Linked DNA regions of Homo sapiens: all the other regions are linked to region 1. A link is a loop called in an ENCODE intact Hi-C map of the cell type or tissue named here. Cell type or tissue: PC-3. All regions are shown on one strand.

Region 1 (8,000 bases):
GCATGAACGACATAGCCCATAGTTCAGTGTGGCTGGCCCATACAGTGAGCATGACTTGTGTCAAAAAATGAGAATGAAGATGTAGTCCAGATCTGATTCAAGCCTGTCTAAAGAGGGAGATGATCTGATTAGATTTGCACCTCAGGAAGATCCATCTGTAGTATGTGGAGGATTGGAAGAGAGATATGATGCAAAAATTCCAGTTAAGAGGCCATGAAAGGGCCGGGCACTGTGGCTCACACCTATAATACTAGCACTTTCGAGGGTTGAGGCAGGCAGACCACTTGAGGTCAGGAGTTTGAGACAAGCCTGGCCAACATGGTGAAACCCCAACTCTACTAAAAATACAGAAAAAACTAGCCGGGCGTGGTGGCGGGTGCCTGTAATCCCAGCACTTTGGGAGGCCAAGGCGGGTGGATCACGAGGTCAGGAGATTGAGACCATCCTGGCTAACACGGTGAAACCCCGTCGCTACTAAAAATACAAAAAAAAATAGCCGGGCATGATGGCGGGCGCCTGTAGTCCCAGCTACTCGGAAGGGTGAGGCAGGAGAATGGTGTGAACCCGGGAGGCAGAGCTTGCAGTGAGCTGAGATCACGCCAGTGCACTCCAGCCTGGGCAACAGAGCGAGACTCCGTCTCAAAAAAAAAAAAATACAAAAATTATCTGGGTGTGGTGGTGCACACTTGTAGTCCCAGCTACTTGGGAGGCTGAGGCAGGAGAATTGCTTGAACCTGAGAGGCAGAGGTTGCAGTGAGGTGAGATCGTGCCACTGCACTCCAGCCTGGGCAACAAAGTGAGACCTTGTCTCAAAAAAAAAAAAAAAAAAAAAAAGAGGCCATGAAAGCATTGATAAAGACTCTCTTTTTCTTTCTTTCTTTTTTTTTGGGAAACAAGGTCTCACTCTGTCACCCAGGCTAGAGTGCAGCAGTGATCACAGCGCTCACTGTAACCTCGACCACCAGAGCTGAAGCGATCCTCTTGGCTCAGCCTCTTGAGTAGCTGGGACCACAGGCATGCACTACTATGCCCGCCTAATTTTTTTATTTTTATTTTTATTTTTGGTAGAGATGGGGGTCTCTCTATTTTTCCCAGGCTGGTCTTGAACTCCTAGGGCTCAAGCAAGCTTCACACTAGCCTCCCCAAGTGCTAGGACTGCAGGCATGAGCCACCCATGACTCCTCTTTTCAACTAGGCATCATTCTTGGATCCTGTCCTTAGCCTGCTTCTGTCAGTCTTGGCAAAGAATCCTGCTAAATTATACCCCAATCCTTAATATTTTATCACCCTGGCCAGCCTTCAGCAAGAATCCTTAAGTTAGCATCTTAATCCATTTGGGCTACTCTAACAAAATAACATAGATTGAGTGGCTTAAAAGCAACAGAAATTCATTTCCCACAATTCTAGTGGCTGGGAAGTCCAAGAGCAAGGCACCAGCGCATTCAGTGCCTGCTGAGAATCTGCTTCTTGGTTCATAGATGACCATTTTTTCATTGTGCCCCCACATGGTGGAAGGGTTGAGGGACCTCTCTGGGATCTGTTTGATAGAGGCATTAATCCCATTCCTGAGGGCTCCAGTCCCATAACTTTATCACCTCCCAAAGGCCCTGCCTCCAACACCATCACATTGAGGATTAGGTTTCAATACATGAATTTGGGCCTGGCACAGTAGCTCACGCCTGTAATCTCAGCATTTTGGGAGGCCACGGCAGGTGGATCACCTGAGGTCAAGAGTCCAAGACCAGCCTGGCCAACATGGCAAAAACCTGTCTCTACTAAAACTACAAAAATTAGCTAGGCGTGGTGACATGGGCCTGTAATTCCAGCTACTTGGGAGGCTGAGGCAGGAGAATCACTTGAACCCGGAAAGCGGAAGTTGCAGTAAGCTGAGAATCATGCCACTGCACTCCAGCCTGGGCAACAGGGCGAGACTCCATAAAATTAAAAAAAAAAAAACCAAAAACATGAATTTGAAGGAGACACAAACATTGTCTACAACAATGGTTTGGCAAGAATCCCCCTATCTGCCGAGTGCAGTGGCTCATGCCTGTAATCCCAACACTTTAGGAGGGAAAAGCAGGAAGATTGCTGGAGGCCAGGAGTTCAAGAGCAGCCTGGGCAACATAGTAAGACCCTGTCTCTATTAAAAATAAAAAAGAATCCCCCTATGCTTGATGTTTCCTCTTAGTCATTTTTCACCCACTAAACCCTTCACTCTGCTCATCGGCTGTAAATGCCAATCTGTCTTTGCTGTTTTGGAAACTGAGCTCATTTCTCTGCTGAAGTCTCTTTTCCCCTATTACAATAGTACCGAATAAAACTGTCTTTACCACTTTTAACCGGTGTCCAGCTCTGTCTCTTCGACAGCATCCAGATGAGTCACAAAGACCTGAACTAAAGCATTAGCAGTTAGGATCCATCAAGCATTTCTTTAGGATTTATTGTTTTAAGTCCTCAGATTTTGTCTAAGGCAATGGGAATGTAGCAAGCAGTAAACACAACAGGCAAAAATCCCTGCCCTGGGCCGGGTGAGGTGGCTAACGCCTGTAGAAGTGGCAGAAGTTCCATGCACCCAGACTGCCTCCCACCTCAAGTATCAGCCACAGCAACTCATTTTTCTGCCTCGGAGCTTTTTTGCAGCTATTGAAGGCTGTCTGCGTGCAGATGCTGCCAGAAGTTAGGAAGAGATAAAGCCCCGAGGAGGTAACGCTCAACCAGTGCAGAGTCAATAAATGAATGTGTCACTCCCCACCCTCATCCGCTTGGGGGACTATTCTGACTTTTTTTCTGCACCATTTACTTGCAGGAGTAGCTCAATAATGCACTCTTCATTGGCTTTTCCTCCTAACCTGTCTGCCTCTTCCAATATCCCTGTTACTGCTTCCTGAAACCATTTTCCAAATAAACTATCAGAAAAGCAAAATGAAGACGCAATCGAAGAGAACACTTGGGGCTGGGCGCAGTGGCTCACGCCTGTAATCCCAGCACTTTGGGAGGCCGAGGCAGGCAGATCACAAGGTCAGGAGTTCAAGACCAGCCTGGCCAACATGGTGAAATCCCATCTCTACTAAAAATACAAAAATTAGCCAGGCATGGTGGTGCACGCTTGTAATCCTAGCTACTCAGGAGGCTGAGGCAGGAGAATTGCTTGAACCCAGGAGGCGGAGGTTGCAGTGAGCCAAGATCACACCACTGCACTCCAGCCTGGGGGACAGGGCGAAACTCCATCTCAGAAAAAGGAAAAAAAAAAAAAGAGAACACTTGGAAAGACCAGGAGTGGACATGATGTCAAATAAAAGCAGACAGCCCAAGAATAACAGAGTGAAACAGAGGCGGAGGAAAAAAAGAATTGAGACTTAGGGGAAAGCCATTTCCCATCGTTAACTACTTTCAGGGCAAAAGGAGAAGTAATTGGAGAAGTGATTGGTTTAGTGATTTTTCTAAAAATAGTTTCTGTGTTAATTAAAATTTACAGAGAAAGCAAATCAATGTGTTCCCCTTTATCTCTGCCTAATTTCTGTCCTCCCAACTCATGAGTGGGGCTATTGAAGACATTAAAGAGAACAAAGTTGCTAAGGACATGAAAACCCATGGGAAAACATCCTTACATGAGTGAATGCCTAGAGAGCCAGCCAGTCCCACCTGTATCCATTCTAAGGCAAAGACTAAACATACAATTTATCCTCTAAAAAAATCCAGGTGGGATCAGGTGTGGTGGCTCACGCCTGTAATCCCAACACTTTGGGAGACCAAGGTGGGGAGGATTACTTGAGGCCAGGAGTTCAAGGCCAGCCTGGGCAGCATAGCAAGACCTCATCTCTACAAAAAATAAAAATAATTAGCCGGACATGGTGGTACACACCTGAAGTCCCGGCTGTTCGGGAGGCTGAGGCAGAAGAATTGCTTGAACCCGGGAGGTGGAGGTTGCAGTGAGCCGAGATTGTGCCACTGCACTTCCAGCCTGGGCAACAGAGCAAAACTCTGTCTCAAAAATAAATAAATAAAAGGCTCCTCTTGAGGCAACGCCTAAAACCTAGATGTAATGACGGAGCTCTTGTGCCCTCCCGTGGGCATCATGCCTCAGATCGGGAGAGCAGCTCTAAGCGCTCTCTGGGGAGAAGCTTGTCAGACACAAGCATGCATCTGTCAATGGAATTCCAGGCACCGAGGCCAACATTAGCATGCAAGCGAAATGCTGAAGGATGTTATGCTAAATGCAAAAGCCAGGCACAGAAAGACCAATTCCACATGCTCTCACTCCTCTATGAGATCTAAAAAAGTTGAACTCAAAGATGCAGAGAGAAGAATGATGATTACCAGGGGCTGAATGGGGAGTGGTGGGAAGTGGAGAGATTTTTGTCTAAGAGTGTAAGTTGCAGTTAGACAGGAGGAATACTTTTTTTCTTTCTGCAAGTTATGGTGTACATGAGAAATGTTTTACATGTATATAATGCATAGTGATTAAATCAGGGTATTTAGGGTATCCATCACCTAAGTCTCTCACTGTCATGCAGGCTGGAGTGCAGTGGTGCGATCTGGGCTCACTGCAACCTCCGCCTCCCAGGTTCAAGCAATTCTAATGCCTCAGCCTCCCAAGTAGCTGGGACTACAAGCACGTGCCACCACACCTGGCTAATTTTTGTATTTTTACTCGTGACAGGTATTTTTAGTAGCGACAGGGTTTCACCATGTTGGCCGGGCTGGTTTCCAACTCCTGACCTCAAGTGATCCGCCCCTCCGGCCTCCCAAAGTGCTGGGGTTACAGGCGTGAGCCACCGTGTCTGGCTGAGAAGGAATACTTTTTTTATTTGTGCAAATTATGGTGTACTGAGACATTTTTTATGTGTATATAATGCATAGTGATTAAATCAGGGTATTTAGGGTATCCAGGGTATCTGTCACCTAAGTACAATACATTTTTTTAAGTATAGTCATTCTACTCTGCTATCAAACATGGAATATGGCCGGGCACCGTGGATCGTGCCTGTAACCATAGCAGGCAAGGATTACTTTGCCTTTCACCTTTGGGAAGCCAAAGCATAAAAATTACTTGAGTCCAGGAGTTCGAGACCAGCCTAGACAACACAGCCGACAACCTTTTTTATTTTTTTGAGACGGAGTCTCACTCTGTCGCCCAGGCTGGAGTGCGGTGGCACTATCTCAGCTCACTGCAGCCTCCGCCTCCCAAGTTCAAGCAATTCCCCAGCCTCAGCCTCCTGAGTAGTTGAGATTACAGGCATGTACCACCACACCCAGCTAATTTTTGTATTTTTGGTACAGATAGGGTTTCACCATGTTGGCCAGGCTGGTCTCGAACTCCTGACCTCAGGTGATCCACCCGCCTCGGCCTCCCAAAGTGCTAGGATTACAGACGTGAGCCACCACGCCCAGCCTTCTTTTTTCCCTCTTCTATCAAATGAAACTACCTTAAGTGCAAGGGCAAGTGATTCCATCCTGGTAGCCTTACCATCTGGTCTAATGCCTGACACAAAATAAATGACCATCCATGAACAAATCGATGAGCGATTCAATTAATTGTTTACCCAGCTCAGGCCTAAATGGGAAGAGGAGGAAAGCAAAGTAGAATAATATGAGGGCACAGCAAAGGATGCCCCTACAAAACCATGCGTAGAACACCTCCCCAGAAACCCCCATACTATAGGGGTTCTGGCTATGGCCTTCAACACAAGTTTACCAACAACAGGTTTCCTTTGGGGATAATGAAAATATTCTGAAACTAAATAGAGGTGGTTAGCCGCCTGTGATCTCAGCTACTTGGGAGGCCAAGGCGGGAGGATCACTGGAGCCCAAGAATTTGAGATCAGCCTAGGCACCATAGTGAGAACTTGTCTCATTTTGTGTGTGTGTGTGTGGTTTTTTGTTTTTAAATGTTGTGGCGGTTGCATAACATTGCAAATGTACTGCCACTGAACTGTTCTTTTTAAACTTTTTCTTTTTTTTTGAGATGGAGTTTTGCTCTTCTTGCCCAGTCCTGCCTCAGCCTCCCAAGTAGCTGGGATTACAGGCACCCGCCACTACGCCCAGCTAATTTTTTGTATTTTTAGTAGAGACAGGGTTTCACCATATTGGCCAGGCTGGTCTCGAACTCCTGACCTCAGGTGATCCGCCCACCTCAGCCTCCCACAGTGCTGAGATTACAGGCGTGAGCCACCGCGCCCAACCTAAAACTTAATTTTATGTTTTGTGAATTTCAGTTCAACTTTGTTTGTTTATTGAGACAGAGTCTCTCTCTGTCACCCAGGCTGGAGTGCAGTAGCATGATCTCGGCTCACAACAGCCTCAAACTCCTGGGCCCAAGCCATCCTCCCACCTCAGCCTCCCGAGCAGCCAGGATTACAGGCACGCACCTCCACTCCCAGCTAATATTTTGTATTTTTTTGTAGAGACGAGGTCTCACTGTGTTTTCCAGGCTGGTATCGAACTCCTAGTCTCAGGTGATCCTACCGCCTTGGCCTCCCAAAGTGTTGAAATTACAGAAAACAGCCACCCTGCCTGGCTCAATTTAAAAAAGAAAAAAACTGATATACAAATTTGAAAAGTTTTGCTAAAAAGGAAAAACAAAGGCTCCCTCTGGCTGCAGTGTGGAGAATAGACTGCCCCATGAGGCGAAGTGGATTGTGATGGTCATGAGGAAGCTGGAGGGTGTACCTCAGTTCTCGAACTTCAGTTATTATACTTTCCTTAGTTCTATGACTTATGAAATATTTCTCAGCCGGGCGTGGTGGCTCAAGCCTGTAATCCCAGCACTTTGGGAGGCCGAGGCAGGTGGATCATGAGGTCAGGAGTTCGAGACTATCCTGGCCAACATGGTGAAACCCCATCTCTACTAAAAATACAAAAATTAGCTGGGCATGGTGGCACACACCTATAGTCCCAGCTACTCGGGAGGCTGAGGCAGGGGAATCGCTTGAACCTGGGAGGGGGAGGTTGCAGTGAGCCGAGATCACGCCACTGCACCCCAGCCTGGCAACAGAGCTAGACTCTGTCTCAAAAAAAAAAAAAAAAGAAATATTTCTCTCCTTTTTTTGAGAAAAGATCTCACTCTGCCACCCAGGCTGGAGTGCAGTGGTGCAATCATAGTTCACTGCAGCCTCTACCTCCCAGGCTCAAGTGATCCTCCTGCCTCAGCCTCCCAAGTTGCTGGGACCACAGTTGTGTGCCCTCACGCCTGGCTAATTTTTTTTTTTTTTTCAGAGACAGGGTTTCGCTATGTTGCCCAGGCTGGTCTCATACGCCTGGGCTCGAGCGATCCTCCCCCCTTGGCCTCCCAAAGTGTTGAGATTACAGGCATGAGCCACCCTGCCCTGTCCTATTTATGAAATATTTCTTGAGGGACATAGAATATTTGGTCTCAGTGCCAGCAGGCCTGCTGAATTTCCCGAGTCTTGGGAAATGCCAAGAAATAAAGGTACTATCACCAGGCAAGCTGGAGTGGTGAGCGACTTGATAGTCTCAGAATGATATCGCCAGCTGTTGGAAATCTTGTAGAACTGGCTAACACCCACTGAACAGTTGCTACGTACCAAGCACTGCATTAATGCACTTAATCCTGACAATAGCCCTGTGGGCTGATGGGCCAGGGTTTTGTTTTTGTTCTTGTTGTTGTTTTGAGATGGAGTCTCGCTCTCTCACCCAGGCTGGAGTGCAACGGTGTGATCTCAGCTCACTGCAGCCTCCACCTCCCAGGTTCAAGCAATTCTCCTTCTTCAGTCTCTGGAGTAGCTGGGATTACAGGCATGCACTACCACCCCCGGCTAATTTTTGTATTTTTAGTAGAAATGGGGTTTCACCATGTTGACCAGGCTGGTCTCGAACTCCTGACCTCAGGTGATCCGCCCGCCTTGGCCTCCCAAAGTGCTGGGATGACAGGCGTGAGCCACCGTGCCCGGCCTAATGGGCTGTTTTATCACCGCCTCACTGTAGCAGTCCCTCTGGTGCCGCAAGTCCCCTCTCTGCATCTGCAGGAGACAGTTCCCTGT
Region 2 (8,000 bases), 97 kb before region 1:
AGAGAAATATCCCCATCTTTGCAACCAGACTGCTTGGGCTTGGATTCAGGATCAGCTGCCTCCTGCTATGTGACCTTGGGTAAATCGCTCCACCTCTCTGGGCCAGTTTCCTCATCTGTAAAATGGGGATAATAAAAACACATCCTTCACAGTGTCATTGTGAGGATGAAATAACTTAATTCTATGCAGCATGCCCAGGACAGTGTCCCACACATGGTAAGCCCCAATATGAGTGTTTGCTACTGTTATTACTGTGTTTACAATGATAGTTTCATTCTCTGTTGAATCCTCAAAGCCTAGCACAGTGCCTGGCCAACAGGAAGAACTCAATAAATAATTGCTGAAAGGCAGATTGCCAGGTGCGGTGGCTCACCTCTGTAATCCCAGCAATTTGGGAGGCTGAAGCCAGAGGATTGCTTGAGGCCAGGAGTTTAAGACCAGCCTGGGCGACATAGGGAGACCCCCTATCTCAACAACAACAACAAAATAATAAATTAGCCAGGTGCAGTGGTACACACCTGTAGTCCCAGCTACGAGGGAGACCGAAGTAGAAGGTTCACTTGAGCCCTGGAGGTTGAGGCTGCAGTGAGCTATGATCAAGCCATTGCATTCCAGCCTGGGTGACAGAGCCAGACAAAGAAAGACAGAGACAGAGAGAGAGAGAGAGAGAGAGAGAGAAGGAAGGAGGGAAGAAGAAAGAAAGATGGAAGAAAGAGAGAGAAGGAGGAGGGAAGGATGAAAGAAAGAAATAAAAAGAAAGGAAAGAAGGAAGGAAGGAAGGAAAGGAGGGAGGGAGGAAGGAGAAGGGAGGGAGGGAAGGAAGGGAGGGAGGGAGGGAGGGACGGAAGGAAGGAAGGAAGGAAGGAAGGAAGGAAGGAAAGAAGGAAGGAAGGAAGGTAGGAAGGTAGGAAGGAAAGGAGGGAGGGAGGAAGGAGAAGGGAGGGAGGAAGGAGAAGGGAGGGAGGGAGGGAAGGGAGGGAGGGAAGGAAGGGAGGGAGGGAGGGACGGAAGAAAGGAAGGAAGGAAGGAAGGAAGGAAGGAAGGAAGGGAAGGAAGGGAAGGAAGGGAAGGAAGGAAGGAAGAAGGTGGATCAATTATTCCTCTTGTCCAAGCAAGGCAAAACCAGTGGCATCAGGTCAATACTGAAACTGAACCAAATACCTGGACACTTAGCACCATGTGTCATCCCCTGTCCACCTTCTCTCTCTCTCTCTCTCTCTCTCTCTCTGTCTCTCTCACAAACTTGCTTGACTTCATCAGCATTGGAGAACTAAAAGGAAACAGTACAGAGTACCAGGAAAAAAATAAAACTCCTCCCACAGGGACTGTATTTCTCTAATGTTTCTCCCACAAACTAAACCATGCATCTGTTCTCTTAAGTCATTCTTGGGCAGGAGTGGGTGGGTAATGTTGCTTTTATTCTATCTCCTTGAATTTTTTTCCTGATTAGGTATTCTTGACTCCTCAATATTGAGCAACTGGTAGGTGTTTCACCATGTCCCTCATTTATCCTGCCTCTTTGGCCAGACAGTGTCTGTGTGTGTCATCAACATATTAACATGTTAAAGCAATAATTCATTATGGAGGTCATTTTCTGGCTTTTTTTTTTTTTAGATACAGGGTCTTGCTCTGTTGCCCAGGCTGGGGTGCAGTGACACAATCAGAACTCCCTGCAACCTCTAACTCCTGGGCTCAAGCGATCCTCCCACCTCAGCCTCCCGAGAGCTGGGACCACAGACATTGGCCACCATGCCTGGCTAATTTTAAAATTTTTTATAGAAACGAGATCTTGCTCTGTTGCCCAGGCTAGTTTTAAACTCCCAAACTCAAGCAATCCTCCCACCTTGGCCTCCCAAAGCTCTGGGATTACAGGCGTGAGCCACCGTGCCCAGCCCTCAGTGGTCATTTTGAATTCTGATATGCTTTGTTTGTTCAACAAATATTTATTAACTACCAACTGTGTACCACTGTGATCCAATTATCATTCATCTTGGGATCTTAAGACTCTAGAGAAATCACCTAAAAACTGCCTCCCGGCCAGGCACCATAACTCACGCCTATAATCCCAATACTTTGGGAGGCCAAGGCAGGCGGATCACCTGAGGTCAGGAGTCCGAGACCAGCCTGGCCAACATGATGAAACCCTGTCTCTACCAAAAATATAAAAAATGAGCTGGGTGTGGTGGCATGCACCTGTACTCAGCTACTCAGGAGGCTGAGGCAGGAGAATCACTTGAATTCAGGAGGTGGAGGTTGCAGTGAGCCGAGTTCACGCCACTGTACTCCAGCCTGGGCAACAGAGCGAGACTCCGTCTCAAAAACAAAACAAAACCTGCCTCCCCTTGGGGGGTCAAAAGAAAATGTAGTGTTGGTTTTGCTGGAGAGAAAAATAACTGTACACCAAAAGTTGTAGTCCCTTTGGGGAAAAAAAGTGAGTAGCCCTTGAGTTGAGTCCTGAAAAAAGATGTTTGAAGATGGTGTCTGCCTACCATCTTCAAGATTTTGGTGTTGGTAGCTAAGAATTAATGTATGAGTTAGTAGGGTCCATACTAACTAGTAGGGTTCTGTTACTCATGTCTGACCAGGACGATTTCATGGAGGGTAAGACAAGTGGTACAGGAAGAAGAAAGAAATGTGAACTAAAAAAGAAATCAGAGACCGGGCATGGTGGCTCACGCCTGTAATCCCAGTACTTTGGGAGGCTGAGGCGGGTGGATTGCTTGAGCCCAGGAGTTCAAGACCAGCCTGGGCAACACGGCAAAACCTCATCTCTACAAAAATACATAAAAAATTAGCTGAGTGTGGTGGCGCACGCCTGTGGTACCAGCTACTCGAGAGGCTGATGTGGGAGGATCACCTGAGCCCTGGAGGTTGAGGTTATAGTGAGCCGAGATCGGGCTACTGCACTCCAGCCTGGGCGTTGAGTGAGACCCTGTCTCAATCAATCAGTCAATCAATCAAATAGTTAAAATGGTATGCTCTATGTGTTTTTTTACCATAATTTAAAAAGAAATTGGCTGGGTGTGTTAGCTCACACCTGTAATCCAAGCACTTTGGGAGGCCGAGGTGGGTGGATCACCCGAGGTCAGGAGTTCAAGACCAGCCTGGCCAAGATGGTGAAACCCCGTCTCTGCTAAAAATACAAAAATTAGCCAGGCATGGTGGCGGGTGCCTGTAATCCCAGCTACTTGGAAAGTTGAGGCAGAAGAATGGCTTGAACCTAGGAGACGGAGGTTGCAGTAAGTCAAGATTGCACCACTGCACTCCGGCCTAGGTGACAGAATAAGACTCTGTCTCAAAAATAAATAAATAAAAAATAAAAATAAATCAAACACATGCTCTGGAGAGTAATTTGAAAGTAGCCAACATTTAGTGAGCACGTACTAGGTGCCTGCCACTGGGTATCACCTGTGGCTGGGCTTCTCAGCAATGCTAAGACACAGACGCCATCGTCATCCTTGCAGTCAGCAGGGGGCACTGAGGCACAGAGGGCTGAGTGGCTCCCCTGGGTCACACGCCAATGAGTATGTGGCCTCCAGGGCTTCTCAGATGCTGACTGGCTCATGACTCACCCAGCCTCAAGTTCAAATGCAGATTCTAACTCAGCAGGGCTGAGTGGAGCCTGGGACTGGCCAAGACCTGCACTTTGAGGGGAGGATTTCTTCCCCGGAGGCTAAGTCAGTCCTCCCTCGTCCACTGGACAAACTTGGCCTATAAGGGGGTGGAAAATGCTTACCCAGAGCGTTCGTCTGTCTGTCACTGTGGAGACAGCTAGGGTTGAAGGATCCTGGAATAGAAGCTCCCTCATTTGCCCTGGGCCCAGAGGGCCCTCTGGTCCTATGCCCTAACATTTTAAATAATAATAATAATAAATGAAACCCTCTGCCAGAGCTTTTGATGTCCACGAGTTTTACAGGTCATTTGCTCAGTAATTTCACTCAGTGTCAAATCCACCCTCTCCCTCCTGACCCCTGTAATGATCTTCTGTTTTCTTTTTGGGGAGGCTGCATTGAATTGAACCCATCTTATGTGGAGGGAAAGTGGCATTTGCACCGAGTGACTTTTTTTTTTTTTTTTGAGACGGAGTCTCGCTCTGTCGCCCCAGCTGGAGTGTGATGGCATGATCTCGGCTCACTGCCACCTCCGCCTCCCGGGTTCAAGCAATTCTCCTGCCTCAGTCTCCTGAGTAACTGGGACTACATGCGCCTGCCACCACGCCCGGCAAATGTTTTGCATTTTTAGTAGAGATGGGGTTTCACCATGTTAGCCAGGATGGTCTCGGTCTCCTGACCTCAAGTGATCCGTCCACCTCGGCCTCCCAAACTGCTGGGATTACAGGCATGAGTCACTGCGCCCGGCCACCGAGTGACATCTTGATACATCTCCTGAGATCTCTGTGTCTTGGAGGAAAATGGAGTATCCACACAGGGATAAACTCAGCCTCTTAGACTTCTGTAGTTGGGGAGACTTCCTGCAGCCTGGTATTGGGGTGTTGAGGATGGACTAGGGGTCACATGGGTAAGGGGAGGTCTGTGTCAGCTGTAAGCACCTGAGATCCCTGCAAGCAACTGAAGGCTATCCCTGAAAGAGCAGGTGCAGGACACGGCAAGGCTGCCCTAGAGTCACTGTCTCTGAACAGGACAGGAGCCCTGAGCCAGGGATACCTAGAGAATATTCCTCCACAGCACCTAGGGCTTTGAGGAGAAGGAGGAGAGAGAGAAGCTTCCCTCTTGTTGGTTCAGCCTCTGGGAAGGTGCTCTGACCTCCTGTTGACATTCTAAATTGGCTCCTTCTCCTGGGTCAGTCTCTCAGGAGCCTCTAAGGAAGGAGCCTGGAGCAATCAACATGATCCCCATGCCCTGCCGTCCCCAGCAGCGTCTGTTGTACGAAGCTGTTAGCTTCAAAGGAAGGAGAGGGGAGAAGAGGAATTCTGCTGCCAGTTTTTCCCACTTATTGAGAAACAAAAGCCACCCAGACAACTCGGTTCAAAATTAAAGAAAAAAGGCGGAAGGGGCAAGGGGGGAATGGCTTAGAGGGGGTGTCCAGCTCTTTCTCTGCTTTTCCTTCAAGTGGGGCAAGAGAGGGAAGAATATTAAATATTAAAAGGAAGAAGTGGTTTCCTAAGACGATGTAATTATTCCCAACAGCCTAAACTCCATCTGCCATTTATCTCTCTTTTCCCAACACATTCACGCCGCGTCGATCACAGCAAACAAGGCCCAGGCACACAGGCGTCGGGAACTTTTGTTCGGGGTCCCCAAAGCCATGGGCAATTGGGGGGTGGGGAGCGGTGAGGGGATATTTCATAATTCTAAATGTTGTCACTTGTTCAAAGCAGCACGAGACTTAAAATGTGGACTTGAATGAGGGGGGGTGGGGAAGATATAAAAAAGTAGAATTTGACTTAGGTCAGAAATTCTCATTCTTGGGAAAACGTCACATGTTCAGGGCAGATGGCAAAGACATCGGTTGCTGGGAGGGGGGTTGCCAAGGGCAATTGAATGAAAATGGATTTTTAAGAAAGAAACAGGAATACGCTGGAAATGAAGAGTCTGCCCCCCTTCTTCCCAGCAAGAGAAACTGTTCAGAAAAGGGAAGAGGTTCTTAAGGCAGAAGCAAGTGAAATCTGGAAATAAGCTGCCCGCCCGCAAAGAAAAACTCTTCATAGAGGGAGCAGGGGAAGATCTTTGTATTTCTACCTTTGCAGATGGAGGTAATTTGCAGCAAGGAAAGAAAGATTAAACTCCCTGCAGGACTTTGCCTCCAGCGTCCCCCGCTCTCAGAAGCCCCACTCACCTGTATCGCATCAGCGCTGGGGCTCAGGCGACGCGGCTAGTGGTCAGCACTGCGAGTCCTCCAGGGGTCCCGAGGGTCCCATCTCGTCAGCACCCAGGGGTCCGAGCTATCTGAAGTCCATGCATCCATGGCCCACCCAGTGGAAAGAAGAAGGGTGGCCCAGAGACAGGAGGGAGAAAAGTGGGTGCCAAGAAGAGCAGTTTTCTGAGCAGAGGGCTCCCCACAAAAGCAGACACTGAACGGGGTTGCTGTATCAGCTGCCAAGGGAAAAAAAAAAAGAGGAGGAGGAGGTTTCCCTGATGCTGGGAGGAGGGAAAGGAGGACCGATCGTTCTCAGCTGCTGATCATCTTTAGCTAAGTGCTACACGGGGACCCAGCCTGGGGAGATCAATCCAGGCAAGGCAGAAGCTGAGAACAAGCCAGGCCACTGCTCCTCAGGGGGAAAAATAATTCACGATTTCTTGCTCTCTTCTCTATGCCCCTTAACACCGCACTGGGACCTCCCAGCACAGGGCAAAACTGTTGTCTCAAAAAGGAGACTTTTTCCCCCCGTTCGGGCTTCCCTTAAAGAGCAGAGGAACGGTGGTAAGAAGAGTATTCTCTCTCTTCCACTGGTTCCTGTCGGGGGTCCGGGGAGGGGGCGTGTAGAATAGGCATCAGGCAGCAGGGATATGGAATCGTGTTATAATTTAACCATCTCCACTCCGCCACATTGCAACCTAAATTATTTATGCTCTTAGAAAAATGATAATTAGAGGACAGCTGCTAGCCTCCTCTCTGAGTCTGTCGTGTTCATTCTGGAAACAGCTTCCCAGTACCCTGATCTCCTCCCTTAGGCAGAGGGGTTGTATTATTAAAGAAGAAAGGCAGGAAAAGGAAAGTTGAGTCCTTTCATGCAAAACACCAATCCATTACAACTTGGTAAGTTTGTTTGCAATCTGTGTAGACTTATGCTCTCAAAACTAGGGTAATCCCATGTCTCTTTTCAAAGGGGCCTCCTGTTAAAGATAGGGGTTTTGTTTTTCCTATAAGAAGCATCAAGAGGCCGGTGCGGTGGCTCATGCCCGTAATCCCAACACTTTGGGAGGCCAAGGCGGGTGGATCACCTGAGGTCAGGAGTTTGAGACCAGCTTGGCCAACATGGCAAAACCCTGTCTCTACTAAAAATACAAAAATTAGCCAGGTGCCTGTAATCCCAGCTACTCAGGAGGCTGAGGCAGGAGAATCGCTTGAACCTGGGAGGCGGAGGCTGCAGTTAGCTGAGATTGTGCCATTGCACTCCAACCTGGGCAACAAGAGAGAAACTCTGTCTCATTTAAAAAAAAAAAAAAAAAAAGAAGAAGCAGCAGCAGCATCAAGGGCACAGAGAATCTCCGTATTTTTCCCAAGGCTGAGCCAAAATGGGGAGAATCTACCTCATTAAGAACAAAGCAGCATTTAGACAGGTGGGGAAAATCGAACCTGACTGGGTGTCAGGGGATTTTAAAGAATTCATGTGAGTTTTGTAAGGACTGTTGGTGGTATTTGGTTATGGTGTTCTTTAAAAGTGTTTGTCTGTTAGAGATGCATATGGAAGTATTTATGGATAAGGTGATATGATACCTGGATTTGCTTTTTTAAAAACTCCAGGAAACAGCACCACATAAATAAAATATGGCATAGCTATGCAATGGAATATTATTCAGCCATGAAACGGAATGAAGCACTGATCCGTGCTGCAACGTGGATGAACCCCAAAAACATGATGTTGAGTGAAAGAAGGCAGACACAAAAGACCACATGGTGTAGGATTCCATTTATGCAAATTGTCCAGAGTAGGCAGATCCATAGAGATGGAAATCAGGTGAGTGATTGGCAGGGGCAGGTGGAGAGGGAATGTGGAGTGATTGCTGTCAGGGATGGGGTTTCCTTTCGGGGTCATGAAAATGTTCTGGAACTAGATAAAGGTGATGGTTTTCACAACATCGTGAATGTGCTATGGAATTGCATTTTATTTTATTATTTATTTATTTACTTATTTATTTATTTTTGAGACAGAGTCTTGCTCTGTCGCCCAGGCTGGAGTGCAGTGGGGCAATCTTAGCTCAATGCAACCTCCGCCTCCTGGGTTCAAGCAATTCTCCTGCCTCAGCCTCCCGAGTAGCTGGGATTACAGGCGCCCTCCCCCATGCCCGGCTAATTTTTGTATTTTTAGTAGAGACGAG
Region 3 (8,000 bases), 120 kb before region 1:
GATAAAGTGGACACGTGGCTTTAAAAGATTCCTGCCTAGAAAGCAAATATTGAGACCGGACGCAGTGGCTCACACCTGTAATCCCAACACATTGGGAGGCCAAGGTGGGCGGATCACTTGAGGCCAGGAGTTCAAGACCAGCCTAGCCAACATGGTGAAACCCCGTCTCTGCTAAAAATACAAAATTAGCTGGGCGTGGTGGCAGGTGCCTGTAATCTCAGCTACTTGGGAGGCTGAGGCAGAAGGATCACTTGAACCCGGGAGGCAGAGGTTGCAGTAAGCTGAGATCACGCCACTGTACTCCAGTCTGGGTGACAAAGCAAGACTCTGTCTCAAAAAAAAAAAAAAAAAAAAGAGAGAGAGAGAGAAAGAGGATTGAAGAAGATAGTAACAGAAGCAGAAATGAGCAAAGAGACCAAAGTCTGTCAGTCATGAGAAGTAATCACGGTGGTGATCTAATTCAATCGCTATCAGAAGGTGGCCAGAAAACATTCAGAATTCTCATGAAGACAATCGGTGAGGTGAAATCACGTAAGCCTCACTGTGGCATGTACCGTGCCTGGGTGGGGTTCCTACTGGTGGACAAAACCACCACAGTTATAAAAATAAAGCTTCCAAACAGCAATGAAGAATGGAAGATGCTTAGGAGATGCAGTAGCTTACATGTATAATCCCAGTGATTTGGGAGGCTGAGACAGGAGGATCACTTGAGGCCAGGAGTTTGAGACCAGCCTGGGCAACATAGTGAGAACTTGTCTCTACAAAAATAAAAAATTAGCCAGGTGTGGTGGTACACTCCTGTAGTCCTAGCTACTGGGGAGGCTAAGAAGGGAGGATCACATGAGCCCAGGGGTTCAAGGCTTCGCTGAGCTATGATTGCCCCCACTGGACTCCAGCCTGGGTAACAGAGGAAGATCCTGTCTCTAAATAATAATAACAATAACAATAATAATAATAGGAGACATTCTACAGGATGATTTATCTGGTTTATTCTCAGAGTCAATAGGGTAGAAAATAGGGGATCAGAAAGAGACTGCTGTAGACTAAGTAAGACATAGAAGACATGACTACCAGAAAATTAAATATAGAATTATCATATGATCCAGCAACCCTGCTTCTAGGAATATATCTCCAAGAATGGAAAGCAGGGTCTCCAAGAGTTATTTGTACACCTATGTTCATAGTAGCATTATTCTCAATAGCCCGAAAATAGAAGCAACCCAAGTGTTCATGGATGGATGGATGGATGGATGGATGGATGGATGGATGGATGGATGGATGGGTGGGTGGATGGATGGGTGAGTTGGTGGATGGATGGATGGGTGGGTGGATGGATGGATGGATGGGTGGGTGGATGGATGGGTGGACGGGTGGATGGATGGATGGATGGATGGATGGATGGATGGATGGATGGGTGAGTAGGTGGATGGATATGTGGGTGGATGGCTGGATGGATGGATGGGTGGATGGGTGGATGGATGGGTGGATGGGTGGATGGATGGGTGAGTGGGTGGATGGATATGTGGGTGGGTGGATGGATATGTGGGTGGGTGGATGGATGGGTGGATGGATGGATGGATGGATGGACGGATGGATGGATGGATGGATAGATGGATAGATGGGTGGATGGATGGATGGATGGATGGATGGATGGATGGATGGATGGATAGATGGACGGACAAAATGTGGTCTATTCATACAATGGAATATTATTCAGCTTTAAAAACTAAGAAAATTCTGACACATGCTACAACATGGATAAACCTGGAGGACATTATGCTTAGTGAAATAAGCTAGACACAAGAGGACAAATGCTGTATGTTTCTACTTATATGAGGTCCCCAGAGTCATCAGATTCATGAGACAGAAAGTGGAATGATGGGTGCCAGGGGCTGGGGAGTGAGTGTTTCATGGAGACAGAGTTTCAGTTTGGAGTGATGAAAAAGTTCTGGAGATCAGCCGGGCATGGTGGCTCATGCCTGTAATCTTGGCACTTTGGGAGCTGAGCGGGGCTGACCACTTGAGGTCAGGAGTTCGATACCAGCCTGTCCAACATGGCCAAATCCCATCTCTACTAAAAATACAAAAATTAGCTGGGCGTGGTAGCAGGCGCCTATAATCCCAGCTACTCGGGAGGCTGAGGCAGGAGAATCCCTTGAATCCGTGAGATGGAGGTTGCAGTGAGCCAAGATCATGCCACTGCACTCCAGCCTGGAAGACAGAGCGAGACTCTGTCTCAAAACAAACAAAACGTTCTGGAGATGGATGGTGGTGACGGTTGCACAACAATGCGAATCTACTTAATGCCACTGAACTGTATGCTTAAAAATGGTTAAAATGGTCAATTTTACGTTGTGTGTATTTTACCACAATAAAAAGAGAGAGAAACGATGAAATGCAACACACAAGCCTTCTTGATTCAAAAAACTCAACTGTAAAAAGATGAGCAAGGAAATCTGAATGTGGACCAGAAATTAGATATAAAAATCATGATTAATATTGTCAGTGTGATGTGATTAAGATGTGTCTGTGTGCTTTAGAGATGTAGTCTGAAGTTTGCAAAAATCACATAAGGTCAGGGATTTACTTTTAAACATCTCAGAAAGAGGATATGGATTTATGATGTGAGTCTGGCACAATCCTGATAATTATTAAATTTTAATGGATACGAAAGTCTCACTGACCTCTTTTTCCTACTTTTAGTGTATTGGAACATCTTCAGAATAAAAAGCTCTCACAGAGCACGGTATTCAAAAAGCGAAGGCAAACTTCTAAAACATAAGGGTAGAAGCGTGTTGTACTATTAAATCAAACTATTAAGCCATTTGGAAATATATATATCTTGTTGATGTCTCATCCTTTTCACGTTTTTATTTTTATGTGTATTTTACAGTGCATATAACACATTTAGCAAAATATTTTTATAAATTATATATAACTAAAAATGCATGGGCCGTGGCTACGCATTTCAGCTATGAGTGTGCTCAAAAATTGTTTTGCTGGCTGGGGTAGGAGTTCAGAAGTTTGGAGATCATGGCTATAAGGACGCTTTGGGCCAGGCATGGTGACTCATGCCTGTAATCCCAGCAATTTGGGAGGCCAAGGCAAGAGGGTCGCTTGAGCCCACGAGTTCGAGACCAACCTGAGCAACATAGCAAGATCCCATCTTTACCAAAAAAAATTGTTTTTAATTAGCTGGGCATGGTGTCATGCACCTGTAGTCCCAGCTACTTGCAAGGCTGAGGTGGGAGGATCGTTTGAACCCAGGAGGCAGAGGTTGCAGTGAGCCGTGATAGGGCCACTGCACTCCAGCCTGGGTGACAGAGCAAGACCCTGCCTCCAAAATTAATTAATTAATTAAAATTTGTAAAAATGAAAATAAATTAAAGAAACTTTTATGGGTTCTAGAAACCAAGGCAGACGTTAAAGGGAATAGGTGCTTTTCCTGGTTATTTATGGAATGATGGATGGGTGGATGGACAGATTGGTATATAAGATGATAGGTGGGTGGATGGACGGAAGAATGAATGGAAGAATGGATGGAAGAATGGATGGATGAATGGGTGAATGGAAGAATGGGTGAGTGGGTGGGTGGGTTGGGTGGATGGATAGATGTGTGGACAGGTGGGTGAATGGGAAGTTGGTTGGATGGCTGGAAAATGGATGGATGGGAGAAAGAACAGGGAGGTGGATGAATGGATTGATGGGTAGAAAGATGGATGGGTGATGGACGGATGGATGGATGGATGCATGCACAATTAGAAGTTTAAATGGGTGGGTGGTGGGTGGGTGAGTGGACAGATGAGTGGATGGAGGGGAGGTTAAGAGGAACCCAGTTTTGTGGCAGGTGGTGGGGAAGTCACAACATGCCTTCCTAAATGATGCTCAAACACGCCAGTAGATGTCAGACTAACCTCAGGAAACCACCTCGGGGCCAAGCTTGCACCACCCTGGCCCCATCCTGAAGTTCTTTGATTCAAAATGAGCAAAGGCTCATTTTAATAAAACAGTTTGCATTGCACCCTGTATTTACACACTCCCTCACCAGCACCCTCCCAACTCAAATGGCATTTATAACCCCACTTCCTCTCCTGCAAATGGAAAAATGGGGCCAGGGTGGGTGTCTGGTGAAGGGTGCTTCCCACAGGGTCAGGTCGGGAGCATCAAGAGGGTAAGAGAGTAAATTTTGGGGTCCCCTAAATTGATTAGTATCCATATCAGCCTCAGCTCCAATCAAAATAATATTTATATTCTCATCCCACACTCCTGATGTCTGCTCAGGAATCCACCCTAGGCCTGTGCCTTTGCCAAAAAAAAAAAAAAACTTTTGAGGAAAAGGAAAGTAAAGGGGAAGGGGAAAGGGAAAGAGAAAAGAAGAGAGGGAAGGGAAGGGAAGGGACCCTGTCTCAAAAGGAAAGAAAGAAAAGAGAAAGAAATAAAAAGAAAGAAAGAAAGAGAGAGGAAGGAAGGAAGGAAAAAAGAAAAGAAGGAAGGAAGGAAAAAAGAAAAGGAAGGAAGGAGAGACCCTGTCAAAAAGGAAGGAAGGAAGGAAAGGAAGGAAGGAAGAAAGGAAAGAAGGAAAAAAGGAAGGAAGGAGGAGAGAGAGAAGAGAGACACTGTCTTAAAAGGAAATGAAAGAAAAGAGGGAAAGGAGAGAGGGAGGGAAAGAAAGAGGAAGGAAGGAAGGGAGGGAGGGAGGGAGGGAAGGAAGGAAGGGAGGGAGGGAGGGAGGGAGGGAAGGAGGGAGGAAGGAAAGAAAAAACCCAGTAGCTCCCCCACTGTGTGGAAAAGGATGCGTAGGGGCCGGCCTGAGACTGAACCTTCACACAAACCACCTTCAACCCTCGAACAGCCAAGACCCCAGCTCAGGAAAGCCATTCATCCAACATTGCCCAGCAGCAACTACATGACAGAGCCAGTTCCACCCCCAGTGTCTCCCACCAGAAGACCCACTTTTGGGGTCACTGACAAAGAGAAAGGGGGACCCAGAACCAGACTCAACTGAAGCCACCACGTACTCCCAGCCCTATCTAGGTCCCTCTCTGCCTTCACACACTTCTGTCTTCAGCCCTGAAACCCGCAGATTTCAACTCAACACTGGAAGTAGAAATGGGATTCCCACGTTTTTCCCCAGAAAGCAGCATTTCTCAGCCATCTCAACAGAAATATTTGCTGGCTGAGCGCAGTGGCTCACGCCTGTAATTCTAGCACTTTGGGAGGCCAAGGCGGGTGGATCATTTGAGGTCAGGAGTTTGAGACCAGCCTGACCAATATGATGAAACCCCGTCTCTACTAAAAATACAAAAATTAGCCAGGCATAGTGGCGTGTGCCTGTGGTCCCAGCTACTTGGGAGGCTGAGGCAGAAGAATCTCTTGAACCCAGGAGGCGGACTTTGCAGTGAGCCGAGATTGGGCCACTGCACTCCAGCCTGGGTGACAGAGCAAGATTCAGTCTCAAAAAAAAAAAACAAAAAAAAAAACCAGAAAGAAAGAAAGAAAGATTTGCCAACCCATCAGAGTGGACACTCACAATCCTGGGAGCCTGGTCCTGGCTGCCCCATCCATGGTTAATCTCTGTTGCCTCAGCCTGGGGCAGCTCAGGGATTCACAGAGCCGGATGGGGGTGTCCGGGGGGCATAAGGCAACCAGTATTGATCAGTTAGCAGGGAAGGATTTTGAGATTTCAGAAGCCAGCACAGCCTTATCAATATGTTCCAGCTGCATGAATTTGCTCCCCGAAAAAGCTCGCCAAAAACATCCTAACCCCCAAGGGATCCCCGGTACAGCCGCACCGCCCCCCGATCACCACCACCCAGGCATACTCACTCCCATTCTTTCCTCCTGGCCTGGGGGGTGCTGTGGATTTTGTGGGCCTGGTGGGCCAAGATGACATCTCGGTGATCCACCACGCCGCCCCGCCGCCTCAGAGGGGGGCCCTCGAAGCAGATGCTGAGCCGGGGAGGCCGAGTGTCCTGCAGGGCGCTGGGCGTGCCCCGAGCTGCGGTTGTGCAGGGCGTCATAGTAACTGGGGCGCGAGAGCATGGAGTCGGGGACCCAGGAAGACTTCAACATCCACGGGCCTCGCTCAGAAATCCCAGGGTCTTCTCCCTCCAGCACAGTGAGGGGGAAACTAGAAGAAGAAAGAGGAGACAGAGAGGGCCAGTGTGAGGGAGAGGCAGACAGAGCTCACAGAGGGCAAGGAGAAGGGAACTCAGAAGACAAGGAGAGGCCGCCCCACCCTCCTTCGCAGAAAGTCAAAATACACCCCAGCCCAGGCTGGCCGGGATTTAGTAGTTCCTTGGCAACTCAGGGCCCAGAAAGCCAGTTCTTAGGAGCTGCCCGGCAACATATGTGCCCCATGGAGCAAAACACTATGAGGCTGTGCCGCGGGCACTCGCTCCACCTCCCAGGTGCCGGCCACAGAGGGCGGGATGCTGGATTTCTCAGCATCTCTATGTCTCCTTCTGCAAAATGAGCCACCATGGGCCTGGGGGTTGGCTCTCCCTCAGTCCCTTGGTCCTGTGAGCTCTGGAAAGCTGAAAGGGTGAGTTCAAGAGGCAGTTTTAAACGCACGTGGAAGGCTGGGTGCAGTGGCTCCCCCAGGTAATCCTAGCACTTTGGGAGGCAGAGGTAGCCAGATCACCTGAGGTGAGGGGTTCGAGACCAGCCTGGCCAACATGGTGAAGCCCTGTCTCTACTAAAAATACAAAAATTTAGCCGAGCATGATGGCCCATGCCTGTAATCCACATGCCTGTAATCCCAGCTGCTCAGGAGGCTGAGGCAGGAGAATCGCTTGAACCCAGGAGGCAGAGGTTGCAGTGAGCCGAGGTCCCACCACTGCACTCCAGCCTGGGTGACAGTGAGACTCTGTCTCCAAAAAATAAATAAATAAATAAATAAATCCACATGTGAGTGGCCACCTGTCCAGCCACACTGCTTCTCACCAGGTTCTCTGTTTTTTTAACTTCATTTTTATTTTTTTTTAGAGATGGGGTCTTGCTATATTGCCCAGGCTGGTCTGGAACTGCTGGGCTCTAGCAATCCTCCTGCCTCAGCCTCCCTCTTGAGTAGCTGGAATGACAGGTGCACGCCACCACACCAGGTTACGGCTCTTTGGTTTGTTTGTTTGTTTGTTTGTTTGAGATGGAGTCTTACTCTGTTGCCCAGGCTGGAGTTGTGGTGTGATCTTGGCTCACTGCAACCTCCACCTCCCGGGTTCAAGCAATGCTCCTGAGTAGCTGGGACTACAGGCGTGCGCCACCACGCCCAGCTAACTTTTGAATTTTTAGTAGAGACGGGGTTTCACCATGTTTCATGTTTCACCATGTTGGCCAAGCTGGTCTTGAACTCCTGATCTCAAGTGACCGGCCCGCCTCTGCCTCCCAAAGTGCTGGGATTACAGGCATGAGCCACCGTGCCTGGCCAACAGCTGGTTTTTGGAAAGAGAAAAGAGACAGGGTTTCCTCCACTCACACATTTATCAGGTGGACACTCAACACACCAAAGGACCTTGAAGCCCCAAGATTTTTATCTCCAATCACTTAATCATTCAACAAACTCTGAGCGACCACCCAATTTGTGCCTGGCCCTGTGCTAGGTCCTGGGGACGCAGCCATGAATAAGACTGGCAAATGTCCCCACCCTCATGGAGAAGGCATTCTAGGAGGGAGACAGACAAGGAACAAAATAAGTGGGTACATTATATAGAGATTAGGAGTTGAAAAGTGCTGGGAAGGGCCAAAGGACCAGGTGTGGTGGCTCATGCCTGTAATCCTAGCACTTTGGCGGTCAGATTGCCTGAGCCTAGGAGTTTGAGGCCAGCCTGGGCAACATAGTGAGACCCCATCTCTACTAAAAATACAAAAATTAGCCAGGCATGGTGGTGCATGCCTGTAGTTCTAACTACTTGGGAGGCTGAGGTGGGAGGATCACTTGAGACTGGGAGGCAGAGGTTGCAGTGAGCCAAGATTGTGCCACTGCACTCTAGCCTGGGTGACAA

The links. Hi-C counts contacts between places; a loop is a spot of excess contacts. Peaks named below come from ENCODE experiments on the same cell type or tissue, not always from the same donor. Only the 100,000 strongest peaks of a DNase experiment are listed, where the experiment ranks them.
Region 2: a loop joins it to region 1, with 6 times the contacts of the local background. A loop is called at or near these places in 7 of 110 quality-filtered maps.
Region 3: it touches region 1 in a loop (17-fold over the local background); 97 of 110 quality-filtered maps call a loop at or near these places.

What each region holds. Positions count from the first base shown.
Region 1 is chr19:13,714,846-13,722,845 of GRCh38, forward strand. It overlaps LOC105372284 (a long non-coding RNA gene), which reads right to left. Exons shown (of 7, transcript XR_001754028.1): 2 at 2,331-2,394. Among named protein-coding and RNA genes, the nearest start is that of YJU2B, 29 kb to the right of the region's middle. In PC-3, CTCF peaks have their summits at 2,754, 4,072 (motif pointing left) and 6,588; DNase peaks (open chromatin) are centred at 2,696, 4,066 and 6,606; H3K4me3 peaks cover 797 bases; H3K27ac peaks cover 1,441 bases.
Region 2 is chr19:13,618,082-13,626,081 of GRCh38, forward strand. No RefSeq gene overlaps it. Among named protein-coding and RNA genes, the nearest start is that of CACNA1A, 120 kb to the left of the region's middle. RefSeq lists an enhancer at 3,313-4,034. In PC-3, a CTCF peak has its summit at 3,455 (motif pointing right); a DNase peak (open chromatin) is centred at 3,560; H3K27ac peaks cover 591 bases; H3K27me3 peaks cover 178 bases.
Region 3 is chr19:13,593,927-13,601,926 of GRCh38, forward strand. No RefSeq gene overlaps it. Among named protein-coding and RNA genes, the nearest start is that of CACNA1A, 91 kb to the left of the region's middle. RefSeq lists an enhancer at 3,769-4,063. In PC-3, a CTCF peak has its summit at 3,911 (motif pointing right); a DNase peak (open chromatin) is centred at 3,915.